Regions from separate parts of the Homo sapiens genome. Here region 2 is linked to region 1. A link is a contact called in ENCODE Hi-C or POLR2A ChIA-PET data. All regions are on one chromosome and are shown on one strand. Each heading gives the region's core, a stretch centred on a gene start or an enhancer-like site at or near the end of the contact. The rest is flanking DNA. Distances are from core to core; before and after follow the strand shown. Region 1 overlaps NCK2 (NCK adaptor protein 2). Region 2 overlaps UXS1 (UDP-glucuronate decarboxylase 1).

Region 1 (5,822 bases), core at 3,323-5,822:
CTTACAGGTTGTAGGTGTCTACCATCCTGCTTCCTGGCTACATACTCAGAACCATCACACACTAAAGCAGGAACAGAGATAATCTAATTTTCTCCCTCATTGAAAGCTTAAATTTAATGTGATTCAACAAATCAAGGCTACACTGACTGATATTTTACTAAACTTACTGTCCAAATTAAGCATTTGAAGCAAAAAGCTGCAACTTCTGTTTTAAGCAGAAAACTGCAGACTTACCTTTGGCACACAGTTGAGAGGTGACTGGCAAAACGCAGAACTCTTCAAAACGATGATGTTTTCAGCTAATTACACCTCTGAAGTTACAAAGCTGCAGGGATTCTCCAAATCCTCAAATCCAACTCAAATCTCAGCAGAGAATTATAATCTGGGACGTCGCTTGTATACAAAGAACACATGAAATCTAAAAAGAAAGAAGCATATATTAGGTCTGCTTGCTTCTTTGATTTTAAGTAACCACTTTTAAAAATAACTGGTTATTTATTTGCCTAAAACTAATGGGTTTTTTTGTTATTTATTTATTTTTTTGAGACAGGGTCTCCTCTGTCACCCAGGCTGGAGTGTGGTTGTACGATCTTACTTCACGGCAACTTGCACCTCCTGAGCTCAAGTGATCCTCCTGCCTAAGTCTCCCCATTAGCTGGGACCACAGGCATGCCACCACCCCTGGCTAATTTTATGTATTTTGAAACCAATGTTTTAAATATATCCCAGATTAAAGCTGCTCTGTGCCTAAAGACCTCCATCAACACACATGTACTCCCTCTTCCCACCTTTCATTCCCTGGGCAAGCTCCGACACTCGGGTTGGGGAGGGCCAACCACACACCCGGTGAACAGCAGGTGGAAGGAGGTGATGGGGTGTGGGGGAACAGCCAGCCCATAATCAAGGGACCTGAGCTCCCAGTCTCTTCCAGACTTCCTCCTCCCAATGAGCCCCACCTTTAAAAGCCTCCCAGAAATAAAAGGGAGTCTGCCCATTGGAAAGGTGGCCAGTCTGAGAGTCTAATGACGGAGAAGGGTTACAAAGGGCATGGATATTGTTTAGAGACTCGTTCCTCTCTTGGAGGTCTGTTGCACCAGCCATTTGTTGAGAAGCCACCAACCGGACCCATAGCCTTGGGCTAAAAAGCACCCCTAGTTTCAAGACTTCTGAGACGAACACTCCAAAACTAGAAGGAAGTTAAGATGAGAGGCACCTGACAAAGGTGACCAGCGCCCTCCTGGTTGTGGAGAGCTGGCAGCTGCGTTATGTTCACTGCACTTGGTAAGTATTTTCAGTCCTTGACTAACGTTTTCGAGGGGACCCTGGAGCACTCTGTGGACTTCAAGTGAGTTCACTGACATTTTTAATTACATTTCAAACCCAATGGGGATCTGTCTTGACAGTTCACTCACAGAAGATCTATTAATTCATCCCTAGCATGATTATGATCCAAAATGTTAAATACCCCATAGAAAAATCGAATTCTATTTTAGTCAAAGATAAGAAGATAATTCAAATAGGGCTATCATAAAAATGTTATAAGGCAAGTTCATAAATTTTGATTTAAAAATTAATTCCTTTTTATGTATTCTCTAGCACTGTTTTAAAGGCCGCATCATTTTAATACAGATATAATTTAAGGCAAGGAAAAGGTGATGGCCAAACACAGTGGGAATACATCTTTGGGCAAGAAGTTCAAACGTATACTAGGCAGATTGCCCTTCTCTCTGTTAAGTGTTTATAATAAAATGACAGGTCCTCTCGAGATGGAAGTATTGGAATCTGAACTCAGTTCTTGACCAAGAGTTCTTGTTTCTCATGCTGACACCACTGAACATCAGCAAAGGGCAATGTGCTGGGTACCATGCCCCAAACACCACCTCTGTATGTGTCATTTTCAGGGGCTATTATAAACGTTAAGTTGTGTTGTTAAGATTTTAACTGGGAAGTGAATTTGCCCAGAGTCTGCCTTCCACAGGCAAATGCAAGGAATTGTTTTATGCAGTTGTTTGGGCTGTCCAAATACAGGCCTCCCCCCTGTGTGCCCTGTGTCTCATGAGTAATATGATTTAATCCTTCTGATACACTGCCAGGATGGATTCTAATGCCCAAATGTACAGAGGAGTTCACTTTCTCAGTGACACTAAAGGTTTTTCCCAACCGACTGGAGAGTGAGGAATCACTTAGGCCTTGGACTCCGGATGAGTGGGCTTTGCACATCTCTAATCTCTTCTGCATGCGAACAGAGGAGAGACTCCTTATGCCAACAGCAAACCAAAAGCCTGAGCAGCTTCTCTACCAGACCCCGCAAAAGAACAATGAGCTGGATTTAGAACTTGAGTCCTTTGATACTAGGCACAGTGGGCAAGTCAGAACACGGCCTCTCCAAGCACAATCAGTAAAGGAAAAGCCAGACAGAACGGAGCAGGACTTGAACTAATGCAGCAGCTCCAACAAAAGTGAGGCTACTGAAAATCCATTGAAAGGTGCCAGTGGCCATCTGGGATTCAAGTGTAAAACGTGAAGGTTGCATGCGATGTTTTCCTTGAGAAAAGCATTCCACTGACAAACTGTCAATGTGTTAAGTGTACACCCTAAGTAGAATAAAACATGGTGGTCAACATCTCTCTCTCTGGGTTTAAATGAAGACTGCCCAAGTTTAACATGGGGCTCTTAGCTTATTCAAAACCTGTGTTAAGGAAGAGCATTTCAAAGCAGGTCTTAATTATAATCAGTGATCGAAATCCATCAGGAAAGTATACACTTTTGTGCAAAAAACAGTATCAGCCTGAAAGATAAACACCTATACGGTCACTTGGACTGTAGAAGGCCCTCACCAAAGGATTCAAGGATTTTCTACAGCCAGCTTCAGGACAGGAATATACAGAAGGAGTGTGTGCTTTTCTCTAAAAGTACTTCACTAGCACTACGTGCATCTCCCTTTAGAAATAAAGGAGGGAGGGCTGGAAGGCAATTAACACTGATACCGTACGTATCTCTTCATTTTAATGTGGATCCTTAATACTACAAAATTTTACCACTGCAAAATCCAAGGGATTATCTGAATTCTCTGTAACCTTAAAATTTGCTTTTTTTCCACTAAAGCCACAACCCAGGGTTTTCCAGTGTTTTCAGCAGCACTTAGCTGCAGTGTTGGGCGAGTGTGCTGAGCACTGCCAGGCCACACTACTTGTCCCAGGCGCAGGGCCAGGCAGTGAGATGCCCCCCTGCAAGCAGTCGTGGCCGATTCTGCATCCCCAATGCCTGTGTGGTGCTGGCGCAGTGTCTTCTGCTGCACCTGGGCTGGTTTCCTCCAACTATCAGCATCTGAGAGGGAAGTCCAGTGATGAGGTCCCTGACTAAGGCAACTCCAGAGGAGCAGTTCAGGGTTAAGAAGGGAGTTATGAGCCTTGTTCTGATGACAGCCCAAGGCTGTGAGCTTTGTGGACATAATACCACTGGGTGCTGTCACTCAACCTGTTTTTGAGGTGGCCTATTTGTCCAGAAAACTGAAGTCACCAAGAGACTAAAGTCAGCCTTCAGGAGGCTCAGGGAATCCCTCCTCTCCCACTGTCCAAATGATAGAAACGGTGACAGGCTGGGAGAAGAACATGTTCTGATTCCAGTGAGACACTCGCCGTGGCTTCACCTTAGCATCAGCTGCAAGAATCGTCACAGCAACCCTGGGAGATACATCTTATCATTCAGCCCAGGAACCAAATGACCAGATGTCTCACAACCAGAATTTGAATGCACACTTGTCTGATTTTAAAGCCAGAGTGCTCCTTCTCCTGACAAAGATCACCACGAAAGGGCTAGAACCTTGACAGTCGCATTCTGCAAATCGCATCTGCTGATGCCATCTGTCTGGGGTATCTGCCACCCTGGGTGGCCGGCTCCAACCTCTCAAATCAGCTAGGAACCATGTCAGGCTACATCAAGAAGCAAGCCCATGAATGTACACACACCAAGTTTGTTTTCAACGTTACTGCTTCTCTTAGATGTTAGCACAGGAGGGAAAAAAAAAAAAAAGCCTTGTTGAATAGTGTCACCTGGCTTCAGTAATGAGCAGATGTTGGACTCGGGTGTGTATCATAACCAAATCTAATCTGTGTTACACATGGAGAGAACCACTCCAGATCCCTAGTCTGTAGCCAGAGCTAAGGCAATTGTCCTTTTCCTTTTATTTAAAAAGAAAAACAAAAAAGCATGGATTAGCATAGGCCTCAGAGCTCTCAAATGCCTTGTCTTACCCTTCCCTCCTCCCTCCCTGACCAAGGAGGCCCAGCAGAGGCCTGCAAGTGGATCTCCCGTTCAGAGTACGGAGGCGGCAGTGCCAGCCCAACACAGCACGGGGTCAGCGCTGTCTGAGGGAATTCTGGCAGAGCTAGCTATATTTCATTCCTAGTGAACCACTTGGAAGAGAACCTTATTCAAGTGGGAAAAGGCTGGTTTCAGATACTGAACAAAGCTACACAAGTTTCTTTGAGTGGTTTGGCCAAAGTTCAACCCATGTGGACTGATACTGAGCAGCTTAGATGTGTTTATCAATCCGAAACTCAAAGGTGTCCAAGGAGATGACCTCAGCTGTCTCTTAATCATCCAGTGCACAGTGGTTCCCAGGCAGGGTTTAGAAACAGCTGAAGCAGCTTCAAAAAGCCTCACTGCAATTAGATTTTTCACTCAAGATAAAGCTGTCCTGAAAAGTAAAAGTATCAAGTTTTTCTGCACTAGGCTGAAATTATATCAATTCCATATATTAATGCTGGTTAGTAGGTTAATTAGAAGCTGATTAATGAAAACACGAGGGAAAAAACAGAACTAATTTCTAATTCTCTAGAAAGCCAAAGAGTGGCCAAGGCAGGTGTTTGCAGGAGAAAAGTGACTGATTAGAGTTTAAGGTCTGTCAGTTCTAGGTTCTGGAATAATGATTTCTGCCTTCAAATACTCCAGAACTGAGAAAAGAAGGAAATAGCAAGCAGTAGGTCAATCGATGGGCGAAACCCCTATTAACTGTACTAGGGGAGGCACCAGGTTCAAGAGGCTGAAGAGATCCAGAGCCAGCCAGGGTTTTATTAGGGGCTTACAGAGAAGGGAGAGAGTCCAGTGGCAGCGGGCTGGACAGGAGACCCGCACCCGCCTGCAAGCATCATGCAATTCATGTAGCATTTTCACTGAACACACTCCCTGACAAAGGACCTCCACCTGGCATCCTTCATGCAACCCAAAACTCAGGGCCTCAATCACACCTGTTCCACGAGACAAGCTGCAGGGACTCAGATGCTCCTTAAAGACAAGGACTGAATCTCCAGGCTGGCAACTTCTGGATTCCCTAGCTGGGAACACACATTCAGGTACGTCTGCCACACAAGGTCATTCTAAGGGTCTGCTTAAGTTATTGCTGGCAGGTGTGTTTACCCTACATCATCCATATATAATGAGAAGCAAATTACAGCCAGAAAAGGAAGCAACAAGGCCATGGGTCAGGATGACAGGGCTGTAGGCCTAACTTGGCCACCAAATGCCTCTCTGTTCCCTCATCCACCACCCCACTCAACTCCAATCCTATATCTTTGGGACATATGGGAATGGACATTATCAAAAATTGATGATGTGGTGCCAAAAATGTATCAAAGCTTACTAAAATAATAGAAGAAAGCCATAATGCATTTTTTTTTTTTTTTTGCACTCTGTCACCAGGCTGGAGTGCAGTGGTGCAATCTCGGCTCACTGCAACCTCTGCCTCCTAGGTTCAAGTGATTCTCTTACCTCAGCCTCCCGAGTAGCTGGGACTACAGGCACACCCCACCACACCCAGCTAC
Region 2 (5,822 bases), core at 1,600-4,099, 350 kb before region 1:
AGGCCAGCTGTATACAGGCAAAGGAGAGCCTGCCCACCAGGTGCCTAGAGTATAGAAGGGAGATGTGGTAAGTGCTGAGAAAGGATGGCACTCCCGTTGGAGTTAAGCCGCACTGCAGGCCACTGTTTAACCTCTCTGGGTTTGCTTTCATCATCATTACAAGGGAGAGGTTAGACTGAACCTTAGGACTTCTTTCAGACATGTGATTATTTGATTTTTGTGACTAGCTCTTCCTCAAACAAAGGTTGAGAACATACTGTTTATCAAAACACATGCATCCTTAGCTAGGTGTGATGGCGTACGCCTGCAGTCCCACTTACTCAGGAGGCGGAGGCGAGAGGATCACTAGAGACCAGACTGGGTAATAAAGGGAGATCTGTCACTTGGAAAAAAAAAAAAAAAAAAGCTTCACCTGCACTGTCCAACTCTAGACCCCAAAAGAGGTATTCCAAAACTGCAGGGATAGATAGAAAAGAAAAACAGCTCAGAGCAGTGTGAGCCATGTGAGGTTTGCAAAATTTATCAGGCTGGAGAGTCATGAGCACGGAACTAAAGTCATGCCCTGCCATGCCCAGGGCCGGTTCTTTAAAGGTATTTTGTTTCTGCCCAGCTGCCTCAACCAATTATCTTTTTCCTGGGATTTTTGATACAAAAAACAATATATGGCCAATCAGTAGCTTATGTTATTTTAATGTAAATTCTTGATAACTTAGAAACTGCCTTTTCCTTTAAAAGCCCACTTGTCACTGCTGCTGATGGGAGCATATATTCAGGGCAACTTGAATTGATGTTCCTGGGTTGCAGTTCTCAAACTTGGCCTGAATAAACTCTACGATCCTGTTTTTACTTATTTTGTAGTAAGATTTAATTGTTTTGAAAACAAAGTATGCATTTTGTTGTCTTCGTAAGTTAATTTTCTTTGTAAAATTTAAAATATTGGTTAAAATTTAAGATTCCATCCATTGGAATCCCTGAAAGTTGTGGACTTAAACATTGACTTCCTTTTTTCTTTCTCTTACAGCTGTTTGGGGCAACTTCGTTAATATGAGGTAATTGTTTTTAATTACTTGGGTACTGTGGTTGGATTTTATAGACACATTTCAGTTGGTACATATATACCATGGATGTCATGGGTTAATTGAAAAATATTTTTAAAACAAAAGTGGGTTCTTGCTATTCACATATCTGAGCTGTTTCTTTTCTCCTATGGGTATTCTCAAGGAATGCAGCTGATTTTAACAATTACCAAGTAAGGCCCACAAGTAAAACAATGGTCGGCCACCCCCGCTTCCCTCCTTGTGTAGATAATAAAGGGTTGACCCTAGCTTATGTAAATTGTATTTCTGGGTGGATTGAGCAAGAACACTGAGGGGCTTTTGCAAAGCCTTCTGAGAAGGGAGCTGTCTTCGGGAAGCCATGGCAGGCCCATGACCTCAGGGGGCCAGCTAGTGGGTATCGATGCAGAGACCACCTATTTAGTCCAGCGTTAGGCCTGTATGCATCGTGTGTGCTTCTTCATAGGGCAGGAGGCACTCTTGTAAAAATAAAACTCGTGTTATCTCTTTACCAAATAAAAAAAAATAGCCTTTAAAAAAATCAGCAAAAAGAAATAAGCACTTATTGTAAAAACCATTTGGTACTGTTAATAGTTTTCCATGTAAAGGAAAATTTGCTCCACTTGGTTATGTTGTGAGAATCACTATTGTGATGATTAGGTTGGTATTGTAATGTAATGCGGCTGCACATGTCTACCAGGGTAAAAGGTTACTATGCCCTCAGGAGGCTTTTCATGTGGAGTTGGGTTTTGCAAGGTGGGTGGGATGGTGTCGATTTGATTCCTACCACCAGGGCATGTGTGTGTCTCCTGACAAAGGCTGCTGTGTATGACTAGGTGGGGTGCTCAGATCCCTTTTAAAGGAGCTCTGTGGTTTTACTTAAAAGACTCCATTTTTACATTAAATCCCCAGGAAAGCCCAGCAGGCACAAACACATACTCCTACAGACGCACTTCCTGCTTCAAATTTAAAATCCTGTGTTGGATGTAGCATAGCAGTGAGATTATTTTAGTTTAGTGGAAATAATCCATTAGGTAATACTGAGCATGTTCACAGATGGATTTAAGGGGAGTCCTTCCCTTTGGTTGTCTTCTTTTCCTCTGGTGCATCCCTTCTGGAGGGAATTGTACACATGACTGATACTTGAGCAGGAGACAGAGGTGGTCTGCATCCGTTGGGTTATGTTAGGGTAATTTATTCAGAAACAGTCTTAAAGTCACAAAGCCTTTCAGTTGATCTCAGTTTTATAGCTTTCTACTCAACAGGTCTATCCAGGAAAATGGTGAACTAAAAATTGAAAGCAAGATTGAAGAGGTTAGTCTTTTTTCTATTTTTGTATCTATTTCATCTGTATACTTGTCAATTTTACTTCCTTTGCTCGTGCTGTCATTCTTATTGTGGCAGCTTGATGCTGTTCTGTGATTTTGCAACCGTGTCTCAAAAAATTACTCCCTTATTTAAGAGGACATGCAGTCTGTTACTGTTGGTCCATTTTTGATGTATTAAAACAAATTCTACCTCAAAGGCAAAATGGATTTAGACTTTTACATGACTTTTCAGGTAAGCGTTTTTTAGAGAAAGGGAAGTGATTGCCTTTGGGAGATAGAGATGAGTACAAACATCCTCTCACTGGCACAGGTGCTGAAAAGAACAATGGCCACCAATCGGATGCTAGGCCACGTGCACAGATGGAGACGTTGCACACCCACCCAGCTGAAGGCTAGCACCTATGCTCAGTTATGCACCTCCTATTTAAATACATGTAGATACAGCCAGACCGTTGTAACATGGGCTGTGGGGGAGGGGATGGGAGGTTACTTACTTTGGATTTGAAGCCAACTTAGGGAGTCCTGGGAAGCCCTTGAGTTGCTGTCTTTCTGCCTGAGTCCACAGTGTCTACAGACGTGGATGTAGGTTGACTCACAGCCTGCAATTTATGTGCTGCAGCTGATAACATGAGTATACACAGTAATTGCAGAAACAAGATGTTAAGCTTTTGTGGGCCATGCTTAGGGGATTGTTCCTAAAAAGAGATGGATAGTGTTGATCTGTTTTTATGAGCCTGAAACACCTTTTACATTCTTCCTAGTAGGATGGGTGAGCAAAAACATTAATTGTCTCAGAAACCGAGGCATTTATGGAGTAAGAGTTCAAATGGACAGTTTATCTGTTCAATTCTAGCATTGTGATGCAAGTGGTGTATCTTAATTTCAAACTGGAAGTTAATTTGTAGAAGAAATTAAAACCTGTTTTGCCTTATCTGAAACATCAGAATGGGGTGAAAGGGGTTGAGAACTGTGTTTTTGCTTTAAAACTGATTTTTGTTATTATTGTTCTAGATGGTTGAACCACTAAGAGAGAAAATCAGAGATTTAGAAAAAAGGTATGTGTACTTTTTGTCTTAAAGTCAATAGTTAAAATAAGTTTGTCTCAATTGAGTAATTAATTCTGTTTGTTTGCTCCAAACTCTGCCAACCTAAATAAATGTCTGTATACGCATTTCCCCCACTTTGAGTGTAATACCCAGATAGAACATGGGGAGAAGAATCAATCTAGATGTGTTAAGATCTTCCTTCTTCAAACTCTGAACGTCTGAATTTCTGCAAATTTATTACATAGAAGTTGAGGCCAGGCCTCACATTTTCCTTGAACTTCTGCATATATTGATCAGTGGGATAGAATTCCAAAATAGGAGGACAATCCAGTGGGCCTGAAATGTACCATATGCAAACACCACAAAATAAGGATGTGGAGCCTATGGTGTGTCATGTGTAGTCATTTAGCTGCTTTTGTCACCAGAGTTCATGAGGAGGTTTCCAGAATTTAGTCCAGGTGAAGTGAGAGGGCAGAAGAATTATGTAATATGATAGAAATGTTTATTTGAGTCAGATTTCGGAGAGAACCCCTCCTCACCCTTTGGGACACTATTGCCCTCAGGTTCTCTCTCAGGCACTCCCGAGGCCGCTGAGCCTCAGCCTCCAGGACTTTCCTCTTGCACGTACTGTATGTGGAAAACTATCTAGAGTAGCAGTTGAATCTTCAGAAATTTTAGAAAGAAAAATGACAGCATTTATTAAAGTTGATGTGATTTTTTCCCCTTATTGGGATGAGTTTGGACGATGTGTGTCAGCATTGAATGAGCCTTTTATCAAGTCCAGAACAAAAATGAAAAAATGAAGAGCAGTTTTCCTTTGATTTTCATTAAATGATCGAAGGGAAATACGACTGGAGAAGAGTCATTAAACAAAATGTGTCATTCACTTGATTCTTATCCTCAACTGAGCAGTCAAGCAAACTGTTAATTTCAGCACTTATCAGAACAAAAGTTGTCAGTAATTTTTAACAGATTCCTTAGTAATATAAGGTTGTTACTTGTGCTTTAAATTTTTTTTGCCATGATTCTGTGCTTTAGTTATGCAGCTTGTAATATTTCCTTGGATGGGAGCCAGAAAATCTGCCTTTGATAAGACAGCAGAATTGAGAGATCTTAATTGAAGCTTTTTTTTTCTTTTTAGAAAAATTGGAACAATAAGAAATAACCCACCACACATTTTCTATATTGGTCTAAAAACTTGTCCACCAGTGATTATTTTCTTTAGACAATAGAATTTATTTATGAAAAGAAAAATGTCTCAATTCGATAACTTCCCTAAGGCAATAGCTTACAAACAAGAGCTCTCAACATGTGAGAATTATGCAATCTCTTTGATACTTTTGTGATATCTTTGAGTGTGTGCTTTTAAACTGGATGGAGAAGCACAAATAAGAATTCAATCCTAAGAATTTACTAATAATTTATTCTTGTCAACCTGTGAAACCGCCTTGAAAATAGTGGCAAAGGGCAAACATTTGCCTCTCGGGCTGCTTGCAGGTGACTCATTCTGGAATGGTTCCGTCCTTCAGGTTGGTCAGCAAGTCAGGTGATCCGCGTGCCTGCATTACTGTGTCAGAAGGTCAAGCGTAGGCCTGGCTAAAAAAGCGTGACGGTGGAAATTGATGGAACTCCGTCTAGCTTACTTTTCCTGACTCAGTGTGTGATAAAGATGATCAAACAACCATCTTGACACTGACAAGATAAGAATGTAACTGGAAATAGGTTTACTTGACGTGCTTGTCACTTTGAGCAAAGTGGCCCCCAAGAACTAAAGATATTTTTGGAAGTTACAGGTTATATTTGTACAGGGAAAGAAAGAAGACAGTGTCATTCTAGAATCCTGAGTAAATGGATTGTATGTGGGCTTTTTCTCTTTTACCACACTCCCATTGCTTAATACTTTGATTATATGCCATTTGTTTAATTTTAACTCTGTATCTTTAAATGTTCTTTGAATAGATGGCAAATGATAATTTAAATTCTAAGTAAGAATACTGCTTACTGGCTAAACAGTAAGTTTAATCTGGAATGGCATAAAATATTAATGATTAGTAAAGGACTAATTTGGGGTTGTAAGGAAAGATTTGTTACCTCATTCTGCCTCTGCTTGCTGGTTTCTCTCTCGCTTAGGAATGCAGGCCTCATGCCTCTGCTGCATTTTGCTGCTTAACCCCCAGTGCCTAGTGTAGAACGGAGCTTAATGGAAAGTTCCTGAATAAGTGGATGAGCCAGTACACTGGGTAGGATTTTCACCTGCTACAGGTCTTTAAGAAGCCTTGTGGGCCAGGCACGGTGTAATACCAGCACTTTGGGAAGCCTCGGCAGGCTGATGGCTTGAGCCCAGGAGTTCGAGCCCAGCCTGGGCAACATAATGAAACCTCATCTCTACAAGA

Evidence for each region. Hi-C counts contacts between places; a loop is a spot of excess contacts on that map. ChIA-PET counts read pairs that join two places held with the same protein, here RNA polymerase II (POLR2A). Pooled maps may share reads with other maps.
Region 2: POLR2A ChIA-PET joins it to region 1 with 14 read pairs in activated naive CD4-positive, alpha-beta T cell. The contact joins two enhancer-like sites. A Hi-C loop is called at or near these places in 1 of 50 pooled maps. POLR2A ChIA-PET finds 5 or more read pairs at or near these places in 3 of 52 experiments (CD8-positive, alpha-beta T cell, activated CD8-positive, alpha-beta T cell and activated naive CD4-positive, alpha-beta T cell).

Annotation. Positions count from the first base shown.
Region 1 is chr2:105,811,026-105,816,847 of GRCh38, reverse strand. NCK2 (NCK adaptor protein 2) reads right to left here. Exons shown (of 5, transcript NM_003581.5): 2 at 235-418. Among named protein-coding and RNA genes, the nearest start is that of NCK2, 69 kb to the right of the region's middle. RefSeq lists enhancers at 3,846-4,346, 4,347-4,847. Within about 2 kb of position 4,572, at least 17 of the 41 ENCODE cell types and tissues checked have a DNase peak (open chromatin) inside an H3K27ac peak, as active enhancers do.
Region 2 is chr2:106,161,283-106,167,104 of GRCh38, reverse strand. UXS1 (UDP-glucuronate decarboxylase 1) reads left to right here. Exons shown (of 15, transcript NM_001253875.2): 2 at 1,022-1,049; 3 at 2,306-2,369; 4 at 3,395-3,438. Among named protein-coding and RNA genes, the nearest start is that of UXS1, 30 kb to the left of the region's middle. RefSeq lists enhancers at 1,515-2,034, 5,768-5,822. Within about 2 kb of position 2,849, at least 4 of the 41 ENCODE cell types and tissues checked have a DNase peak (open chromatin) inside an H3K27ac peak, as active enhancers do.